Regions from separate parts of the Homo sapiens genome. Here region 1 is linked to region 2. The links are chromatin loops, found by intact Hi-C in ENCODE. Cell type or tissue: heart right ventricle. All regions are shown on one strand. Links, peaks and the distances in the headings refer to the core of each region. The heading gives the core; the rest is flanking DNA.

Region 1 (8,163 bases), core at 1,689-5,688, 330 kb after region 2:
ATCCTTCTGCCACTCTTCAGCAGGCATTGTTCTAGTGTTTGGGACTTATTTGTATATCAAAGACACAAAAATCCCTGCTTGTGTGTCTTACATTCTAGGAAGAGAAGAAATAAACATAATAAGTTAATTCTATAATACTTTAGAAAGTAATAAGTGCTGTAAAAATCAAGAAGAAGACACCTGTGTGCATGTGTGTGTATGTTGGGCGTGAGGGGTGGGCTAAGAGGGTAGCATTTTGTCGTACAGATCGCCTTCTGAGGAGAGGATATTTGAGCAAAGACTTGAAGGAGGGGAAAGACCGTTTCAGGCAGTGAGAATAGCCAGTGCAAAGCCCTCGGGTGGGAGCATGCCTGGTGTATGTAAGGAAGCTTGGAGACCAACATAAGAGTATAGTGAGCAAGATTGAGAGTGTACGAGATGAAATCAGGGAGGTCACAGGGGCAAGAGCACACAAAACCTACAGGGTATTGTCAGGGTTTGCCTTCAGGAGCCATGGGGGCATTTTGAGCAAAGTGAAGTGATCTGACTTAGATTTGAAAGGGATCACTCTGCCAAGAACATGCTGTGGAATGGTGAGTGTGGAAGTGGGGAGACTGGTAAGGATGCTACTGCAACAGTCAGGTGAAAGATGATGGTTGGAGCAGATGGTAGCAGTGGAAGTAGTGAGAAGTGACTGGACTCTGGATATATTTTATAGGACAGGCCAACAAGTTTCTCTAATAAAATGTATAGAAAGGGCATGGAATGAAAGAGGCAGAAATCAGTGATGACTCTGACATTTTGACAAGAACATCTGCAAAGGTGGAATTGTTGTCAACTCAGGCAGGAATTTTACAGGTTTGTAAGGAAATATTAAGAGTTTGATTTTTGGATCTGCTAAATTTGAAATGACTATTAGATACACAAAGAGAAATGTTGTGAAGGTAGTAAAAGAACCTGGAGTTCAGAAAAGTGTGAGTTGGAGATACAGAAATTATCTTACGTCTGACAGCCATGGAATTGGATAAGGTTATCTGGAAAATAAATGTTGAGTAAGCGAAGATGTCTAATGACTAAGCCCCAGGGTCCTTCAACCTTTAGAGGTTGGGAGAAGAGGAGATGCCAACAGTGGAGACTGAGAAGAAAACCTTAGTGAGGAAGCAGGAAAGCCAATGAAGTGTGCGATCCCAAGACAAGTGAAGAAAATGTATCAAAGAGGAGTGAATGATCTAATATGTCAAATGCTGATGATGAATTAATAGTGAGGTCACTGGTGACAACAAAGACTTAATGGTGAGAGCAAAGCCTTATTGGAGTAGATTTCTTTTTAAATTATTTTTTTCCAGCTTCATTGACTTATAATCAGCAAATAAAAATTGTGTATATTTGCATCATGTGTACTTAAGGTGTGCAACATGATGATTTGATATATGTATACGTTGTGAAATGACTCCCACAACCAAGTAATTAACACATCCATCCCTCACATTGTTACTTTGTGTGTATGTGTGTGTGTGTGTGTGTGTGTGTGTATGTGTAGTAAGAATACAAGATTTAGTCTCTTAGATTTCCAGTAAATTATATGGTATTATTAACTGTAGTCACCATACTGTACATTAGATTCCTAGAATGTACTCATCTTATAATGGGGAATTTGTACACTTTGACCAATGTCTCACCATCTCCCCCATCCTCTAGATTGCGAATAATACTGCAATGAACATGGGGGTATAGATATCCCTTTGAGGTCTTGATTTCAATTCCTTTGGAATATATACCCAGAAGTGGGATTGCTGGATCAAATGTAGTTCTTTTTTTCTTTAAATTTTGGAGGAATCTCCATATTGTTTTCTATAGTGGCTGCACCAACTTATGTTCCCATCAGCAGTACACAAGGGTTCCCTTTTGTTCACATCCTTTCCAACAGTTGTGATCTCTTTGCCATCCTGATAGGAATATGGTGATGTCTCATTGTGATTTTGATTTGCATTTCCCTGATAATTAGTGATGTTGAGCAGCTTTTCATATACATTTTGGCCATTTGTATGTCTTCTTAGGAAAAATGTCTATTCAGGTATTTTTTCATGTTTTTTTTAATTATTTCTTTTCTTTTCTTTATTTATTTTAGAGATGGGGTCTTACTATGTTGCCCAGACTGGTCTTGAACTCCTAAGCTTAAGCAATCCTCCTTCCTTGGCCTCCCAAAGTGCTGGGATTACAGACATGAGCCACCACACCGGGCCTTTTTTCCATGTTTTAACCAGATTTTCTTTTTTCTGTTGAGTTGTATGAATTTTGTATACATTTTGCATATTAGCCCCTTATTAGATATATAGTTTACAAATATTGTCTTGCATTCTGTAGGTTGCTTTTTCATTTGTGGATTGTTTTCTTTGGTGTGCAGAATGCTTTTAGTTTGATATAGCACCCCCCCCACCAACTTGTTTATTTTTGATTTTGTTGCCTGTGCTTTTGGTGTCATATTCAAAAAATCATTGCCAAGGCCAATGCCAAGGTGATTTCTCCCTGTTTTCTTCTAGGAGTTTCATGGTTTCAGGCTTATATTTAATTATTTAATCCATTTCTAGTTAATTTTTGTGTATGATATATGATAATGGTCCAATTTCGCTCTTTTGCATGTGAATATCCAGTTTTTCCAATACCATTTATTGAAGAGACTATCCTCCCCGTATTGTGTATTTTTGGCACCCTTGTTAATTATTAGTTGACCTTATGTGTGTGGGTTTATTTCTGGGTTCTCTATTCTGTTCCACCGGTTGATGTGTCTGTTTCAATGTCAGTGCCATACTGTTTTGATAGCTTTGTAATACATTTTGAAATCAGGAATTATAATGCCTCCATCTTTGTCCTTCTCTCTCAAGATTGCTTCAGCTATTAGGGGTCTTTTGTGATTCCATGTGAGTTTTAGCATGGCTTTTTCTATTCTGTGAAAAATGTCCTTTGAATTTTGATAGGGATTGCATTGAATCTATAGATTGCCTTGGGTGGTACAGACATTTTAACAATATTAGTTGTCTAATTCATGAACACATAATGTTTTTCCATTACTTGTGCTCCTTCAATTTCTTTCACCAATGCTTTATAGTTTTCAGCAAACAGATCTTTCACCTCTTTGGTTAAATTAATTCCTAAGTGTTTTATTCTTTTTGATGCTATTTGTTAATGAAAATATTTTCTTAATTTCTTTTTCAAATACTTCATTGTTAGTGTATAGAAACACAACCTGTTTTTGTAAGTTGACTTTATATCCTACAAGTTTACTGAATTACTTCTTAGTTCTAACAGCTTTTTGGTGTAGTCTTCAGAGTTTTCTATACGTAAGATCATATTGGAGCAGATTTTTAACATTGCTTATATTTTACAAAATTTTTTTCAAAATTCCACTAAAACATTATTAAAACCTTGTTATTTACAGTGGACTTTATAATATAAACTTACATTAATTTGTCCAACTTATATCTTCTTCTTACCACTTTTCTTGCTTTGCAATGCAACCAAGAATACACAATACCCAGACCATGTCAAAATGATATTGTTTGTAATTAAACTGCATTATTCAGCTAATTATTTTCTCATTTGCATTTATTTTTCTTCACAGCAGAAACTATGGCAATTTAGGGCTAATTGTTTAATACTTTCTCATAATTTACCAAAAATATGATGATATATTAATTTTTAAAAATACGTTGCATTAATCACACCAAGCACCTTGGCTGGAAGCTTACTCTCAATATGAGAACACATTATTTCTAAAGACACAAGTGACAAAATATTTCATCCCAAGATGTGGGTGGACTGTGACAAAACAGCCTGCATTCATCACTTTGTTTATTTACTAGGCAAAAGTTCAGTGACAGTGACCAATTTTTCACCTTTCCCTATATTCACAAATAGTGCCTTTCTATCATGGGTGGGGTGACCTATCCCACCCCTGACAGTGGTTTCAACCATGTGACTTGCTTTGGCAGATGGGATATTATCGGACATAAATGCAAGAAGAGACTTGAGATGGGCCTGTGTGCCGTGGTTTACTCTCTTGTGCGTCTGCCATCACCATGGGAACATGCCTGAGCTCTCTTGCTAAAAGGTGAGAGACACATGGAGCAGAACTGTGTCACCATGTCACCCCCACTGTTCTGGTCAAGACTAGCCTAGATCAGCCAACTGCCAGCTGACCCCCCAAACATGAGCAATAAGCAATGACTGTTGAATGCCACTGAAGTTTTGTAGCAAACGATTACTAATGCTGTATCCTTTTCTGGCTTTTATGTTCAAATGACTTAGTAGGGTCTGGGCTGATATCACCTGATTCTCAATGTGTCTCTTATATTCTTAGCCTTTGGCAATTCTGTCAGAGCACTTTGCCATCCTTTCCCAGACTTTCTGTGAGCAGTTCCACCCACAGCCTTTTCTGCTGCTCTCATCTCAAATTTACTTAGTCCCTCAAGGCAGCTGTCTGGTGAACACTGGAAGTTAGTGAGCACAATGAAGATAAGAGGGTAGACGTGAAAATAAAGATTTGGGAGTTACGAAAATACAGTCCATGGAAAAAGCAATGGGAATGAATGGAATTATCACAGAAGAAAGCTCAGAAAGAAAAAAAGGAGAAAACAAGGGCTGAACTTGGGAACAACTCAATACGTAAGTCCCAAAGGCGTGGAAGAAGCTACAGCAAGGAAAACAGAAAGAAGAGGTCAAATGAGTAGGAAGAGAACATGGATAGAATACTAGCTTGGAAGCCAATAATTAGAAAGTTCCAAGAAAAGGAAAGTGGCAGAAGTGTTCATTATTTTAGGATATTTCATTAGAAGTATGTCATTGGAGCTGAAAATTAAGACGTCACTGGTGATTTCTGCCAGAAAACAGAGTGAAGTAGTAGAAGCCAGACTGAAATGGAATAAGGAGTATGAGATGGGGAGGTGGAAGTGGGTATAAACCATACAAAACATTGTCTAAAGTGCATCAAAATCATTTGGGTGACGTGGTGAAAGTGTTAAAAAATAGAGATTTCTGGGTCTCACTCTCAGAAGTCCTAATTTAGTCTTACCAAGAGCCAGAAATTTGCATTTTATAAAACATCCTATTAATAAAGTCTGAACTTTTTTTTCAAAAAAGTTGGCAAAAAAAAAAAAAAAAGAAGGAAGATGCCAAAGGGAGGCCTAAGTGCTAGTGGGGGTGACAAACACTTTAAACACTTTGTAATTTTAAACTTGCTTCTAGAGAAAGCTTCTCCCCTGGGGCAATAATGTGTTGATCAGTGCATATAACGAGCAGCCTGCTTAGCAGTTGCGCTTTTCATTATAAATTGTTTAATTGGCTTTTGGTATAAATCAGTCCTGAGTTTGGGTACCATGACCTAACATCCTAGGGCCTCATGACCCTTGGAAAAACTGAATGTTGATATTTTAGCCCTTAGTAAATATCCCTCATCTTTATGTCTCCTGTTTTTTTTTTTTTTTTTTTTTTTTTTTTTTTTTTTTTTAAACTAAGAAAAAAGATTCCTAGTTGATAACCTCTAGGCAACCTTTGAAAAAAAGGAAAAGCATTTTACTGTTTTCAATCTTTGCAAAAATCCTTTTGCTATTTTTAAGTCCTTGAGAGCCCTCTCTTCTTAAACCTCTTTAACCTATCTGAATTGTAACCCTCCTATTCTACTAAAATAGTGCTATTTAAGGTGTAGGGGTGAAAAGGCAGTATCTTTTTTGTCACCTATCACAAGGGTCGTGGCTGAATACCTTATAACAAAACACAGATTAACAAGAGAAAAGCGTAACAAATTTATTATAAAAACTTGAAGGAAGTTTTACATGACATGGGTGCCTTCAGAAATAAATACCTGAAGATCCAGGGAAAACTGTGTGGTTTTTTTTAACATTTATTTTTATTTTTTCTTATTTAGTCTTTTGAGAGTCTGGCTATGTTGCCCAGACTGGATTCAAACTCCTGGCCTCAAGTGATCCTCCCACTTCAGCCTCCTGGCCACCAGCAGATTACAGGCATGTGACACTGCACGTGGCTTAAAACTTTGTGGTTTTATGCTAAGTCTGATGGAAAGAAATAGGTCATTGTGGAGAAAAATAACTGGACAAAAAGGGTATAATCTCATGGTAATAAACTTGAGGGAACTTAGCAAGACCTGTTCACTCAAGTTCTTCTTGGCTTCTCTGTGTAGCATTTTTTCTCTATGAGCTTAGGGCAGAACACCTGACATGTGAGTGTCTTATGAGCTACTTTTAGGGGAGGTAGGTCAGAGAGTGACCTTTCTAAGTTTTATTGTTTTGGGGAAGAGAGAGCAAAGAGGGAGACAAGAGGGCAGAAAGTCAGAGACACCTTCTTGCTTCTGAGACCCTCCTGTTCTCTTCAGCTCAAAAATACTCACATGTCAAGGTACTATACTTTGAGGTATTGTGTTCTGAGCCTGAGAAAAGTCACCCAATGGCTCCAAAATCCACACTGAATATCTGTTTGGTTTAAAATTTTTGACTACTCTGAAACATTAAAGATTGTCAGTGCCCCTTTTCTAAAGTTTTCTATTCTTTGGATGTTTCCTGTTTTCCATCCTGCAGTCTAATTGTGGATGGCCACAATGCATCTTTTATTCAACATTTACATAGCAGTGTCACCTAGTCAGATAGGTAGAAATGTAAACTATACAGACTATTTAGAAATCTCTGATTTCTAACTCAGCCTTTTTTTTAAAGCTGCTATCTTATGTTTCTCACTGCCTGTTAGACTTTTCAACTTGGAGTCTTTATTTCTTTTAGTGATTCTACCATGCTTTCAGAATAAAGTTTCTCCCTTAATTTTGCATGTGAGTAATTGCTGACATCTATCATTTTTTCCTTTTTGATGTACTTTGGAATCATTCTCTCAATTTCCATTGACACTGGTATCAGATGTAATTTGGATCTTTTTTAATGATCTGCAAGAATTAATGCAAAAGCATTTTTTAAAAGTTAGGTTCACCTGGGTGTAATTTACATACAATAAAATTCACTCTTTTAAGTGTGGAATTTAATGAGTTTTGACAAATGCATATACAGTCATGTTACTACCACCATGATCAAGATACAAAATATTTCTATCGCCCCAAAATGTTTCCTTGTGGCAATTTGCAGTTACTTCCTGTCCTAAACCTTTAGCCGCTGGCAACTGCCAATCTGTTTCCTGTCCCTATGATTTTGTCTTTTACAGAATGTCACATAAGTGGAATTGTTCTGTATACACACTTTTGTACGAAGCTACTTTCACTTAGTGGAATGCTTTTGAGGTTCATTTGTATTGTTGCATGTAGTTCATTCCTTTTTATGGCTGAATAGCATTCTATCATAAGAGTTGTATCACAATTTGTCTATCTATTGACCAATTGATGGATATTTGGTTGTTTCCATTCTTTGTCTACAATGAAAAAGCCTGCTGAAAACATCTGCATACAACTCTTTCTTTCCATATATATTTTCCTTGCAATAGCACTTGAAGTCATTTCTCTACTCTTGTTTCTCAAGTTCATGTTGCCCACAGAAAAATCTTAATAGTTGTTATAGTGTTTTTCACTTACTCTAAAGCTTTTAGTGGTTTTTTATTACAGGAGATTTATTAGACAAATGTCATTTCTTAGATGACTTTGTTCATTAGTTAATCTTATTGTTCATTACTTAATCTTGTTAGATAAACATCAAACCACTTGTCTTTCTATTAAAGACTTCCAAAGTTGATCTCAAAATACTTTTTCAAATTTACCGCCAATTACTCACTTTATGCTCAAACTATGCTCCTGGATTATTAACCACTCCTGGCATGACATCTTTAAGACTTTCTTCTTCTGTTTATACCATTAATTTAAATTGAATTTAGCTAAATAAGCATTCACTGACCACCTACTATGTGTAAGCTACAATGCTTTGTAGATTCAAGTATCCCCTGCTAATCAAATCTTATTTGTTCTTGAGTTTTTTCTTTGTTTTTTTTTTGTTTTGTGTGTGTTTTTTTTTTTGTTTTTTTTTTTTTTTTTTTTTTTTTTGAGACAGAGTCTCTTCCTGTCACCCAGGCTGGAGTGCAGTGGCACAATCTTGGCTCAGTGCAACCTCCATCTCCTAGGTTCAAGCGAGTCTCCTGCCTCAGCCTCCTGAGTAGCTGGGACTATAGCTGTGTGCCACCATGCAC
Region 2 (8,163 bases), core at 2,265-6,264:
TACTGGTCTATGACCCACAGTTACATGCAAGAAATAATCCCTACTTCACTCCCATTCTTGCCCATGTAAATCTCACTGTTTCACAGGGCACTGTGTTTTTAAATCTTGGTCTGACCCATTAGTAGATAATGAAATGCAGTTAACAGGATGTTTGCTACCAGTACTTTAAAATAACAAAACAGAAGAGAAGGTATAGGTGGTAAAGGGAAGAAAGTATTTTCATTTTAGTATTATATAAAGTGGACAGTGGGTCATCCAATAATATTTATTTCTTATTGCGAGTCATGGTCAAAAAAAATTAAAATAAATGACATAAAATACCAAATATGTTTACATCATAGGAAACTAATTAGTCACCACACTCGTCCAGTTAGCTGCCAGCTCATGTTCCTTTTCCAACTTCTCTTTTGCATGCCCTTTAAATAGCTAGGCTTCACTGCTCATTTTGTTTTCACACTGATATTTTTAAATTCCTGTGAAAATTGGCTCTGGCTCAGTTGCTTTTTTCCTAATCTCAGTTCTGCTTATCTTGAGAGGGCTGAGAATAGGAAAGTCTCTTCTCCTTTGGGACAACCCATTTAAAACACACCTAATAGTTGTCTCACAAGAGTAAGGCAAGCAAAAAGAGGAAGATCAGATAGGGAACTTGCAATAACACTGAGATAACTGAAATTTCTGGCTAAATGAATCATCTTCAGTTCTCCAACATGCTAGAAATGATTAGATATGCTGGGCTTTCAAGGTTAATTTTTAAGTCTAGAATGTCCAAGCAATAACTATATTTCCTACTAAGACTTTTAGATTGTTATCACTCATGCGCAGCATGTAAAGCTCTCTGATTTCATGATGAGGGCCACACATGTAGTACACATCTTGAATGCAATCAGTTATCTCTCAGCCTTCTCTCTTGCAGCACCTGGCACAGTGCTTTGCATTAACCTGAATAAATGAGTATTTTTTAAAAGAAATTATTTGGGGAATTGAAAGACCAAAAAAGGAAATATTTATCCAACTGATAATTCATTTACTTGTTTGCAATGCTTCAAGAGAAAGGCATTATTATCCATAAGGAAGTTTTCCTAGCTTTAAACCAGTATTTCTATCCCTGAAAATATAATTACCAGTAAATATAACAAAATATTTCCTAAAACTTTTTAACAAGATAAAGGAGGATTTCAAGATTGGGTTTTTTCTTTCAAAAGGTGAAGTGAAGCTGACACTAAGAGTAAGAGTTCAAAGAGTAAGACTCAGCTGAATAATAACTTTTAAAATATACGACACAAGGAGGAAATGAAGAAGCGCACGTTGTAAGCAGATTTTAACAATTAATAAAGAAACAAATTAATGTCTTTGGAAAAGCACAGAAAAGCAAGTAACCAAATTCCACTAGAATGAGATCAAGAATAGAAAGTGGGGGCATTAAATCACAAAAGCTCTAATGAAAGGAAAATTCTGGCTGTTCTCAAAAGAGCCCTTTTCTAAGCAACATTCTCATTTTTATTAGTTTTTCAGAAAGGAGTTATTTATGTCAATAAAATTTTAGCAGTTATGTCACCCTAGTCCTTATCATTGGTCTACACAAGACTTGAGAGCAGTCTGTTTAATGGTCTGAATAGCATGAATATGTTGATATGAGTCAAATTTATTTTCCTAACCCATTCCTGAGTTGCAGACTGGTATACCAAACTTCCTGCCTGAAATTTCCATTGGCTTTCCCACAACCATCTCAAACTTAACCTACCAAAAACGAATCTCTTGTTGATCTCCCACCTTCAATCCACAACTCCTCCCTGACCCCCTGCCCTTTCCCCCAAAAGAACAAATATTTTTTCCCATTTCTAAGCATGAACTCTCCACTCAGCTGCATGAATCACAGGGCTGCAATTTATTCCTCTCTTCTAACCCAAGAAATCCTATGTAGTCTATCTGCAAAATCTCCACTTCAAATGGTCTACCTTCCTCCATCTCTGCTGACACTTTCTTCATCTATTTACCATCTTTCTTCATTTAGACAAACGCAATAGCTTCTTAACTATTCTCCTTGTTTCTACTCTAATTCTCACATCATTTAATTCTCCAAAAACTGCCAAGACTTCAATGAAGCTACTTGGTCCTGCACAGTGTGGCCCCGGTCCCCCTCACCAGCCATGGCTAGGGGACCCCATCTTGCTTGCCTAGTTCCAGGCACACTGGGTTCTTTTAGACCCTGTGAGTGTCTTCAGCCTAGAAGATTCTTCTCTGGTAAACTAAATATATGTCCAGTCTCAGGTTCAACCCATTTAAACACACTTTATTGACCTGTGTAAAAACTTGACTAATGTCTATCTTTGCTCTATGTTGACAGCTGCAAGAATTCAGGGACAGTGCCTGTTTTATTCATCACTGTAACCCCAAAAGTTACCAGAGGTCTTGGTGTATAATAAAAGCTCAGTAAACATTGGTCATTGAAAGGCTTTCTTTTACATCGAATCCCATTTACCATTAAGTATATATAATGCCTTTACACATAAATTATAAATGCAAACAGACAATGACAAGGTAAAATAAAAAATGAATTTAATTTGAAAAAGGAATAGAATCTAAATCAACATAATATGTATTATAAATCTGTTCTTTTGTCTTTAGGGATTACAAGTTTATTAATACAGTACTTTCATAAGTTGAATCTGCAAAATAAGACCTTAAAGGTAAACAAGCATCATGGTCTGATACAGTTATTCCGTTGAAATATTTACTCTAAGTTGGCCATTGCCAGAAGCATCAATAAAATTTCAGAACCAGAAACATCATTTCTAATCTAATATGATTGAAATCTTTATATGAAAGACAGATTAATGAAATTTTAATGTTTTAAATTCTTATCTTCCTATATTTTTCTTTCTCATACATTCATTACACTAGAAGTATAATTTTTGTCTTTTCAAAGTGAAAATAACATGCTGATCTGAAAACAGATTTTATTTATGAAAAAAATGTATTAAGGTAGGATGAAAGAAAGAGGAGGGAAATAACAATTTTGGGGGAAGGTAGGAGCAGAGAGGATTGGTAACTTTAAATTGCCTCTCTAATTCTACTTCAAAGTCCTTATGTCCTTAATGTTAAAGTAAAATTCTAGTCTGGACACTTCTTTACACTCAACTCTATTTGTACCTGCTCTTGACAACCTAGTAATGTTCAAACCTGCATATGTGTGAAGTGGCCACACTTTCCTTACCACCCAATTGACTTCATTTTTTTCTATTTTTCATAATGACCTTGATGAGAATGGCAATGTTCTGACAGGTGGCAGACCAAAAATGGTTTTCATTGCTTGAAGAAAAAAACACAAATATGTAAGTAATTTGTCAAAGAATCTTAGCAAACAAGTAGTCGTTTCTGTGAAGCTTGGTCAGCCACCACTTACTAGGCACTCTATCAGAAGAAATGTTTCTCACCCAACTGGGAAAGAAACATAAATTGAAACAGATCACATTTAAAAAATATTAAAATGGTCTAGTTTCATTTTCATAAAAATATGTTCTTGTATGTTACCTTTATGGGTTCTACACCTCAGTAAGGTAGAGACACTCATTCATCTCAATTACCATTCTTTTCCTACTTCTCTAAGTGTTCCATTTAAAATCATCAGATAGGAATACAGAACTTATCTATATTCTGGTCCCCTTCCACACTAAAAAGATCTGACTTTTATATCCAGTAGGATATTGCAGAAATGGCAAAACTTGACCTCTGAGCTAGGTCACTGAAGCCCTTGTGGCTTCTCTTTGCTTTCTCTTGCATCACTAACTAGGGGTAAAGCCAAGCACCATGACTGACGAACTGAAGCCACCTGCTAACAACCTGGATCAACCTGGAAACAGTTCCTCTAGCCCCAGACAAGCCTGCATCTTAACTGTAATTAAGACTAACATCTTAACTATAATCTCCTAAGAGAACCTGAGCCAGAACCACCCAGCTAAGTCACTTACATAATTCCTGACTCACAGAAACTGAGATATTAAATACTTACTGTTGACTAAGACACAATATTTCCTCAGTTTTCATTCACCATGTGTACTACCAATTAAGTTCAGTGTATCTAGAAATTTTAGATTTAGATAGGAAAACACTTTGCAATCCAAACCTGGAGTGCAAAAAGTCAGATCTAGACATAGCAAAAGCGGGCTTTTGGAACTTCATTTGTAAGACCTCACATATGTTAACTTGTTTCTAATGGCCAGAATGCTACTAGACAAGGCACTTTAGAGTACTGATAAAGACATTCATATAGAAGATGCTCATTACATGCTTGATACATCAGTGAACCAATAAATGCAGGTGGAATAAAAGAAACTATAATGCCATAGGTGGTTAGAGTCATAGGACACACATCTTTGTAATTACTTATTTACAACATCTCTTTCAACCACCAGAGGGCAGAAACAGCATATTGTTATTCCTCGACCTTCTGATTTAACAAAGCATTTAGAAGGAATAAAATATAAATTCTGCCCAAAGAGAAAGGAATGTTTCTTAATAAATAGGAAGCTATTAAATTCTGCATACAATGCCCAAAAAAGCTTATAGATGAAAGCTCAGTTAGAATATAGGACTTCAAGGGGTGGATACGAACCATAAATGGTATTCTAAAAAAGGAAGAAAGCAAAAAACAAGAGGTTGAGAGCTTTGGGTCAGTTTCAAAAAAACATGACCAGAGGGAATGTAGACTGGACTCAATTTCAATCTAAACTTTTTACTCTTACTCCATTTCTTCTAGCTACTAATTAGAAAGTAGTTGGCATTATTCTATAGAAGAAAGTAAATTTGGTATACTAAATTCGAGCTTATTTTCAGTTATTCACGTTATTACCATCCAACTTTCTTGTTCTATTTCATCAAAACGAACATCATTGTGAACCTGCCAGGAGCTACATCTACTGCCAAGTGCAGTGACCAGAAAGAAACAATCACCCTCACTGTGGCCAACCTAACTTAGAACTATTATCTGACTGCAGATGTGACAATGTCCTTTGATATTTTATTATATATCAAGTACTTCCCAACTGCTCTGTTATTTTTAATGGTACCACCCATCAAACAGTTTATTGAATTATATTTCTATATATCGTCATTTTCTACTGAACTGAAAGCTTACTCCTAACAAAATTAGCACAGCCATTTTCCTTTTTTCTTCAAGTTACCTAACTAAGCTAGAGCCAGGGACAACTAGCCTTATTATTAGTATTTTATGGGACCTCTGGCAAATTACGTTGTATCTATGGGTTTATGGTCTGAGTCCTAAGACATGTATGTGGTTGGCAAGTATATTTATAAGCCTAGAGAGACAGATAACAAATGAAATGCAATCCAAATATTTCACAAAGGATATTCTTATGAAAGAGACTGAAGAAGATAAATGTGTTAATTCTTGATTAATCCAAAAGGCATTAATAAAAATATCCCATCCCCTCAACTACAATAAATAACAAGATTTTATATGTATGTGTGTGTTATTAATTAGTTAATGGCTATCCTTGGAACAACTTGATCTTCATTACTTTTTGTTTCATTGGGCCCCTACAGATATGGAGACTCCCGAATCATTTGCATTCTTTAAGATATGTTAAGTACACAGGCATTCTTCATGGGAATGGGACTCTTCCAGCCTCAAATAACAGAAAATCCAATTCAAATTAGCTTAAACAAAAGGAGGGAATGTATTGGTTCAATTAATTTAAAAGTTCAGGAGTAGATTCAGGAATGGCTAGATCCAGAGACTCAACTAATATGATAAAGTGTGTATCTATCTGTCTCCGTTCTTTACCTCCTACTCTTCTCTCTCCTCCTCCCAGGCCATCCCTACCCCTCCTCTCTCTGTCTTTCTCTCTGTTATTGCCCCATGAGGACAGCTCTAGGCTGACATCTTTACAGCTTCAAATCCAACATAAGACATTCTCGTTCTCCAGAGCTTAAGGAAAGTCCCAGGATCTAGTATTACTGGTCCAGCTTACATAATGTGCACACCCTGGTCAATGACAGGATCAGGAGGTATGGAACAAATACTGACCAGACCTGAGTATAATAACAAGTACTGAATAAGGAGTTTTTCTCCAAGGTAAATGTGAGTTAGATTCTCAGAAGAAACAGAGGATGGACAGGGCACAAAAGAAATGTACGCCATCTCTGTATCACAGTTTCAAAGAGGTCCATTAATCTCCTCTCCAAAGTGAAGAACCAATGTTAAAAGAAAAAAAAAAAAGGTATAGAGAAGAAGTACATTTCTAAAATGTCGATTTAAATCTAACCCTGCACTATATTGCTCACAAGTAACTGATACCTTAATCAAATACAGTGCCTTACTCTGCTTCCTCAACTTGTAAGCACTGCATTTGCCTCCACCGACTATATAACAATCACTTCTTGAAGTACTGTTTTGTCTTCTGACTGTGGCTTCCAGGACCTGCATTAGCGGAGTTCTACCTCTCTGATTTTTATAGGTATTCCCCAGTGTCCTCTCCTCTTTTTCTATCTTATCACTTCTATTCAAGTAACTCTCAAATATTCATTTCCAGGCTAAAAATTCTTTGAAAAATTCCATTCCCGCATTTTTAAAAACCAAATGTAGATCTCAAAACCTATAGCCACACCCAAAATATTCAAAACAAACATCACTTATTCTCTTCAACAAAATTAGCCTTTCCTACCTCTCAATCTATCTGTGAAATGATCTGATCATTCAGACATTCTGTCTTCCATGAAGACTTCCTTCCCCTCTCTCTTCACAAGACAGGGGTATGCTTTCACAGCACCCTACTCACCGGCACAGTACTTATCCCATTTCATTGTGATGACTAGCTTACTTACTGAGCTCTTACACGAGAATATAAACTCACTAGCAAGGGCATAGCTGTATCTCACATGTACATCCTACATCCAAGTACAAATAGCCAGTACATAAAAAGTCCCCAGCAAATGTTTAATGAGAAAGGGGCAGAGGGATTCATTTTTATTAAAGATCTGTCAGCCATAAAACCAGATTTTTGGGGGTTTACTATTCAAATAGACTATGGCTTGATAAATAAGGTCTAGGCAACAAGACTGCTACCAAAATTTATACAGCAAAAAGTCAGGGAATAGAATGAAAATTTAAAAATCACTACTTTCTTCTTATCTTTTTCATAGCCATTCCCCGAGGATTTTTAAAATTACTTTTAAAATAATAATAATAGATATTAAACACTAGGAAACTTTGTTCCTCCAAAGGACTAAAAACAACAGTCCATCCATAGGCACCAGACGTGGTTTCTGTAGAGGCCTTAACAAATTTTTCCTTATAAGACCAGGCACAGTGGCTCATGCCTGTAATCCCAGCACTTTGGGAGGCTAAGGCAGGTGGATAATCTGAGGTCAGGAGTTCGAGACCAGCCTGGCCAACATGGTGAAACCCTGTCTCTACAAAAAAACACAAAAATTAGCTGGGCGTGGTGGTGCACACCTGTAGTCCCACCTACTCGGGAGGCTGAGGCAGGAGAATCGTTTGAACCTGGCAGGCAGAGGGTGCGGTGAGCCAAGATCACGCCACTGTGCTCCAGCCTGGGCAATAGAGCAAGACTCCATCTCAAAAAATAAAAAAAGAAAGAAAATAAAAAAATTTTCCCTTGTAAGTATCAAGCAATCCAGCTGCTGTTCCTTGAAACACCAAGAGATGGCCTTTTGGGGCAGAGCAGACTGAGAACAACTAACTCAATCATTGAAACCCAAACCACTTGCTTCTCAGTGACATGCCTCTTAACATTAAAGTGTCGTTACAATCTGAATTTTGGTTTGAGAAATTCATTATTATCGGTTTCTGTGACACTAAACATACTACTTAATATTCTACATTTTCTCACCTGTAAAATGATAATACTAATAATTATCCCACAGGGTTGTTGATAATAAGTGAACATGTAGGAAAAGTACCTAAAGCACATTTGGTGCTCATGAAAGAGAATATGATAACAGTGGCTCTCTGGCACTCAGAGGAAACTAAGGTTTGCTGGCTTCACTAAGCTGACACCTCTTTCCAGAGTCAGCTGATAATGATAACAGCTTTCTTTAATCTATACAAGGGAGATACTATTTATACTCATCTATCTATCTATGTAAAATACAATAATATTTCCTTTTCATGACTCCTTAAGT

Evidence for each region. A loop is a pair of places that touch in the nucleus more often than their neighbours do. Peaks named below come from ENCODE experiments on the same cell type or tissue, not always from the same donor. Only the 100,000 strongest peaks of a DNase experiment are listed, where the experiment ranks them.
Region 1: it touches region 2 in a loop (3-fold over the local background); 58 of 110 quality-filtered maps call a loop at or near these places.

What each region holds. Positions count from the first base shown.
Region 1 is chr12:18,850,463-18,858,625 of GRCh38, reverse strand. No RefSeq gene overlaps it. Among named protein-coding and RNA genes, the nearest start is that of CAPZA3, 120 kb to the right of the region's middle. In heart right ventricle, for the core only: no CTCF peak of the experiment used is centred there; no DNase peak of the experiment used is centred there; H3K27ac peaks cover 738 bases.
Region 2 is chr12:19,183,168-19,191,330 of GRCh38, reverse strand. All of the region lies in intron 3 of PLEKHA5 (pleckstrin homology domain containing A5), which reads right to left. Among named protein-coding and RNA genes, the nearest start is that of PLEKHA5, 58 kb to the right of the region's middle. In heart right ventricle, for the core only: a CTCF peak has its summit at 4,416 (motif pointing right); no DNase peak of the experiment used is centred there; H3K27ac peaks cover 3,889 bases.